2 separate regions of the Homo sapiens genome follow, and region 1 is linked to region 2. Evidence: chromatin contacts called from ENCODE Hi-C or POLR2A ChIA-PET data. All regions are on one chromosome and are shown on one strand. Each heading gives the region's core, a stretch centred on a gene start or an enhancer-like site at or near the end of the contact. The rest is flanking DNA. Distances are from core to core; before and after follow the strand shown. Region 1 holds the start of PLS3-AS1 (PLS3 antisense RNA 1). Region 2 overlaps LOC124905206 (a long non-coding RNA gene).

What was found. A loop is a pair of places that touch in the nucleus more often than their neighbours do. ChIA-PET counts read pairs that join two places held with the same protein, here RNA polymerase II (POLR2A). Pooled maps may share reads with other maps.
Region 1: a loop to region 2 is called in a map of posterior vena cava, with 2.4 times the contacts of the local background. The contact joins the promoter of PLS3-AS1 here to the enhancer-like site in region 2. A Hi-C loop is called at or near these places in 2 of 168 maps with a recorded cell type or tissue (heart right ventricle and posterior vena cava) and 6 of 50 pooled maps. POLR2A ChIA-PET finds 5 or more read pairs at or near these places in 2 of 52 experiments (HEK293 and Panc1).

The regions. Positions count from the first base shown.
Region 1 is chrX:115,561,358-115,564,398 of GRCh38, forward strand. PLS3-AS1 (PLS3 antisense RNA 1) reads right to left here and starts at 1,374. Exons shown (of 3, transcript NR_110384.1): 1 at 1,269-1,374; 2 at 1,047-1,173. All of the region lies in intron 1 of PLS3 (plastin 3), which reads left to right. RefSeq lists an enhancer at 591-1,366.
Region 2 is chrX:115,448,611-115,451,752 of GRCh38, forward strand. LOC124905206 (a long non-coding RNA gene) reads right to left here. Exons shown (of 2, transcript XR_007068305.1): 2 at 1,531-3,142. Among named protein-coding and RNA genes, the nearest start is that of PLS3, 110 kb to the right of the region's middle. Within about 2 kb of position 1,366, at least 2 of the 41 ENCODE cell types and tissues checked have a DNase peak (open chromatin) inside an H3K27ac peak, as active enhancers do.

The sequences.
Region 1 (3,041 bases), core at 124-2,623, 110 kb after region 2:
AGGAACGTGCGGCGCACCGTGGGGCGGGGGTTGGGGGAGAGGGAGGTCGGAGAAATTTCAGTTGGAGCCCTCGGGCGCCCGGGCGATCGGTCGCAACCGAAATGGGTGTGAGTGACGGGGAGTTTCCCTACTAGCATCCGCCGCAGACACGTTTTCTGCACTTCACTGTATTAAGTGGTGTTTTCTTACTAGTTGCTCTTAACTTGTTGCCAGTCTTGGGCTGGAGTCCTAGACGCCAGCCCTTGCCCTGATTCCCCTCCGCGGCTGCGGCCCCGAAGTGGAAAGGGAGCGCACAACTTCCCTCTGTCGTCCTTCTCCAGCTACTGCCATCCCCTCTTCCCTCCCGCCCGGACTCAGGAAATCCCGGAGCCAGCAGCCTGCTACTCCTCCAGCCCCCACACGCCCGCCTCGGGTGACCTGGCTGGCTTAAGCCGACCCTGGGGCTCTGGAGAGGGGGGGCCGTGGCCGAGGGAAGGCACGAGGTTTGGGTTGCCTGCCTTCTGCCTGCTTCCCTCCCTTGTCCTTAGCGAGGGCGTCGCGAACGCACCTAGTCTCCCTATGAGTAAGCACTTTTTTTCCTTTCAGTAGGAGAACATCTCTGGGCTAGTAGGACAGTACCTTTCCGTTCTCCCCTGGCCCCACACCCCCTGTCCTTTTTTCAGCTCCTTTGACTTTGCGGCCCCGGGCGCGCGGTCGGGGCGGCGGCAGTCCCGGACCTCTCCCGACTCTTGGAGAGGGAGAGGCAAAGGGGCGACGGGAGGGAGGTAATAGTCTACCCCCCCGCCCTTTCCCCGCACAGCTGCACTTGCCTGTGTTTACTTTTCTCCACCCGCAGTACTTAAGCGCTGTAATGAGAGGCCCGGGGACGCCGACCACCCCCGCCCTGGCTTCTCGCCAGTCCCAAAGTTGCTGCCGCCGTCGCTGCTCCAGTGTGCTGGCGGTTCCGACCGCCGGGCTCCGGGACGTAAGATGATCCCAGCCCGGGAGGTGGAGTGGGGGTTAATGGCATCTGACTCTAGCCTTATGCGATGCTCCTTGCCTCTCACCTGAGCTGCACGATATCCCCAGTGGTGCAGAAGGTTGAACTTTTGCAGAAGGTTGAGCTTGGAGCTAAGTGGGTTGGAGAGCCTCGCCATTTAGCGTCAGACAGACGGGATGCTGGGGGCGCCCGGCCTGTTAAGAGGGATTGGGAGGAGGGAAGGGAGCCTGGCTAACAGTAGGTAGAAAATGTAGGGAAAAGTAAAAACCATTGAGGGGCAAGCACTTACTCCACTTTGCTGGATGTCACAATGGACTGGGGAGCCTAAACTTGATCCTCGAGATGCAGTTCATGGTGAATTCCAACTAAGTGGCTGGAGCCCCACACATACCAGTTGGAATCACGTGCCCCAAGTCTCTGATGGTCACATGACGTCTTTTTACTTTAAAGCTGGAATGTAATGGTTGAGGCCCATATTCCAAAAACCACCTCTACGTTTGAAAAAAAAAAAGGTGGGGAGGAGTGTGAACTAGCTTCTAATCAAGGAAGTCTACTAGGATTTTGGATGAGGGGACCAGAAAGGGAATTTGGTGCTCAGCTTTTATCCAAAACAAAAACAGGAGCTGTTTTTAAAATAAGGGATTGAAATATATGTGAGCTGGGACATGTATCTCCTCTCTTCTTCAATCTCATGGTTTTTCTAAATTTAAAAAACATCTTACTAATTATTTTCTAGGGAAGTCATCCTATTACTCATGCCTCATTTTGTCCCTGAATACTAGATTTGAAGCTAAATCCCACAAGATAGTGTTAAAAAGTAAGGCTCTGTTCATCTTCCTTGGTCTGGCCTATATTCTAATTGAACTGTTCCCTATTTTAGGCAACTACTTAAAGGTAGTAAATAACCTCTTGACTAAAATTAACCACCAGTTATTTGTGGTTTTCAATTAACTGGATTAGAAATCATGCACAAAAACAGTGGATAGTAAATTTGATACATCGAGTTGGTTGGGTTTTTGCCTGTCAGTGGTTTGGTAGAATAATGAGAGGACACTGAAACAACTTTCCCATATTGACCTATACCCGCCCAAGTGGCCCAAGTTAAGGTTGCTTCTGGGAAAACGTGGCAATTTGGCTATTCAGATTATATATTACAGAGTATAGAAGAGAGGCAGAGGAGCCTCTGAGGTCAGGAGTTTAAAAGCTTTGCTTATCTGAAAAAAAAAGAAAAAACGGACCTGGTTGATGCATATTCAGTCTTGAAAACAACTAGGGCAGAAGATATTTAAGAGATTCTGACTTTGTATTCTTTTGCCAAAAACCCTTTGTCTCCTGCAGCAGCCTCTGAATGACCGGAGCACTCCAGTTTCTTGCTGTTCATCCGTTTCTGAGCCTGAAAACTAGAACAACCTTAAAGCACATTGTTCTGACCCCAAGGCTAGCCTTGTGGCACAGATGAGCTGGAAATGGATTTAAGGTGCACCTGAGTTACTAGAGTTAACTACACTGGTAGATAGACCCCTCTAGTGGAAGTGAGGTGATAATATAATTTTAGATCGAAATAATAAATGTTTAACCTCAAAAAAAGGAAGTTATTACCACTCAACTAGGTTACAGTGGTAGGGGGATAAGTTCTTTTTTAAGTATTGTGAAATCATGTCTAAACAGAATCATCGCTAGGCTCTAGTCCACAGCTTTTCATTGTCTTGGGATGCCTACTCATTGAACACCACCCCCAATATTGCTGACTTTTTTTGGTGGTATGATCTAATGAGCCCAAATTTTTATTGAAATTAGGGGGCTGGGAGTCAAATTCTTGATTTTTACTGTTAGATCTAGCAGATAGCAACCCCTTTACCTGAGGTGGGGAGCTATTAATAAATAAATAACACTTTGCCTTGACTTAATACAGACGATCAACATTGAAGTCCAAAGTCTCTAGTCTGATGTAACCATTTAGATTCAATTGATAAAAATGACTAGGCTTATGGCATTTTGGGTAGAAGGATTAATTATAACTAGTGAGTAATAATTTGGGTGAGATTAAGCCTCTTCCACAAGT
Region 2 (3,142 bases), core at 116-2,615:
CCACACCTTAAATAGATCTTTAAAACATACTGCTGAGTAGAAAAGTAGGGCACAGAATGAGATACAATGTGTAACAGAATACCATTTTCCTAAATTAAAACCCATGTGTATAAAAATCTCCACATATTTGGCAGTAACACAAACAAGAATACATATCAAACACATATTCAATGTTAAATAAAATGTCATTTAAATAATTATTTATAGGTTGAAGACAAAAATGGGAGTAGGTTGTGAAGATTAAAATTAATTAATTAATTATTAAACCAAGCTGATTAAGAAGAAACAAAAAACCTAAATAAACTGGTAATCATTAAACTGAGTATGTGAACAAGTCTTCTCCCTTACCATACTCAAAACAGATACCAGGGCCTTGCAGATATACATGCAAGTTTTACTAAAACCATCAGGCAGAGATAGTTACTATTCATAGAACCTAATTTAGAAACTAGAAAGAGAGGGGGTACCCAGCTCATGCCCTGAGGCCTATATACGACTTGGATACCGAATCCAGATGATTTTGGTATAAGAAATATATACAGTATAAGACCAAATTCTCATATGCACATGAGTGCAAAGTATCCTAAACAGAACACAAGAATATCAGCCAGGTGTGGTGGCTCACACCTGTAATCCTAGCAATGTGGGAGACTGAGGTGGGCGGATTACTTGAGCCTAGGAGTTCAAGACAAGCCTGAGCAACACAGTGAAACCCTATCCCCACAAAAAAATATGAAAATTAGCCAGGCATGGTGACACACACCTGTAGTCCGAGCTACTCAGGAGGCTGAGGTGGGAGAATCACCTGAGCCCTGGAAGTCGAGGCTGCAGTGAGCCTTGTTTGAGCCACTGCACTCCAGCCTGGGAGACAGAGTGAGTTTCTGTCTCAAAAAAAAAAAAAAAAAAAGAATACAAGAATATGAAGTTGAACAGTGTATAAAAACCTGATATAATTCAACATGGTAGCATTTTCCACAAGAATGAAAGAATGGGTCAAAATTGGGAAATCTAATTATATAAATTACGATATTAACAGATTAAAGGAAAACTACGTATCATTATTTACACAAGCTTCTATGGATCGGATATGGTTTGTTTGTCCTCACCAAAATTCATACTGAAATTTTATCCCGAATGTGGCAGTGTTGGTAGATGGGGCTTAGTGGGAGGCATTTGGTTCGTGGGGGCAGAGCCATTATGAATGGCTTGGTGCCCTTCTAGAGGTAATGGATGAGTTATTGCTCTCACAAGACTAGATTAATTATCCAGGAATGGATTAATTCCAAGGAGAGTGGGTTGTTATAAAGCCAGGATGCCTGTTGGTTTTGTCTCTTTGCATGTGTCCACTTCCCCTTGACCTTCTCTGCTATGTTATGATGCAACATGTAGCCTTGGCCAGAAGCCAAGGTCGTGTCCTCGAATTTCCTGGCATGCAGAACAACAAGCTAAATAAAATTCTTTTCTTTATAAATTACCTAGTCTCAGACCCAGCAGTCCCATGAGAAATGAAAACATATGCCTCACAAAAACTTATATGCAAAATTTCATAGCAACTTTATTCATAATCTAAAATACCCCTTCAACTGGTAAATTAACAAATACATGGTAGTACATCCATACAATGGAATTCCACTCAGCAACAAAGAACAATCTATTGAAATACATAACAACATGGAGGAATCGTAAACACATTATGCTAAGTGAAAGAAACCAGATACCCAAAATCTACATGCTGTGTAATCCATTTATATGACATTTTGGATAAGACAAAACCATTGGGATGGAGAAGAAATCAGCAGTTTCCAGGGATTGTGCATAAAGAAAGGAGTTGACTACAAAGGGATATTATTTCATATATCTTGTCTGTGGTGATAATTACACAACTCTATGCATTGGTCAAATACTCATAGCATGTACCAAAAATAGTGAATTTTACTCTATATAAATTTTAAAAATAAATAATTTTCATAGGGATAATGAGCAATTCACAAAAGAAGAAATCCAAATGGCCAATAAACCCCTTTCATGGCGTTATTCTAATAAACCCCTTTAACATCACTAATATCAGGAAATGCAAATTTAAAACTACAAAATAACATTTCCCACTCAGAAGACTGGAAAACTTAAGAAGTTGGTTAAAGATTTTGAGAAAAGGGAATTCTCATAAACTGCTGGTGGGAATGGAAATTGACACATTCAGAGAGCAATTTGGTAATATTTTGTAAGGTTGAAGATACATATAATGTATATCTACAATTCTGCTTCTTTGTACCTGGAAGAAATCTAGCACATGTGCACAAGAAGACATGCAACAGAATGCTAAGTGCAGCATTATTTATAATATCAAACATTGGAAGTAATATATATGTCAGTCAAAAGGAGAATGTATAAATAAACTAGTGACATTTTGATGCAATGAAATGATGTTCAGCATTTGAAATGCATGAACAGAGGCCAAGTGTATCAAATAAATAAATATCGATAACTAAATGTTGAGTGAATGAAACAAGCTGCAGAATAACACATGTGGTATGATATTTACATAAAGTTTGAAGACAAGTAAAACAATACTACATATTGTATATTGATAAATACGTACTTAGTAGTCATTTAAAAACTTGAAGTGGAATGATAAACACTAAATTTAGGATAATGATTACCTCTGAGGAGGATTGGAAAGGAATGAGATCTCGGAGAGCCACAAAGAGGTCTCTAACTCTATATGTAATGTTTATTTTCTTCAAAATAAAAATACAAAGAAAATTCGGCAAAATGCTGAGAATTTATTTGTTTTCTTATTTTCTGAATGTTTTGCAAAAAAAAGAAGAAATAATAGAAAATTATTCATGTAAACATGTCCATTGAAAATTATCTCATAGCTGCAGTGGTTCACGTGCTGCTCTTTGGGAAACAATACTTGTATTAGTCTGTTTTCACACGGATATAAAGAACTTCCCTGAGACTGGGTAATTTATAAAGAAAAGAGGTTTAATTGACTCAGTTCTGCATGGCTGGGGAGGCCTCAGGAAACTTACAATCAAGGTGGAAGGGGAAGCAGGCATGTTTTATTTGTCGGCAGGTGAGATAGAGAGAGAGAGAGAGCCAGTGCACGAAGGAAGAAGAGCCTCACACTTATCAAACA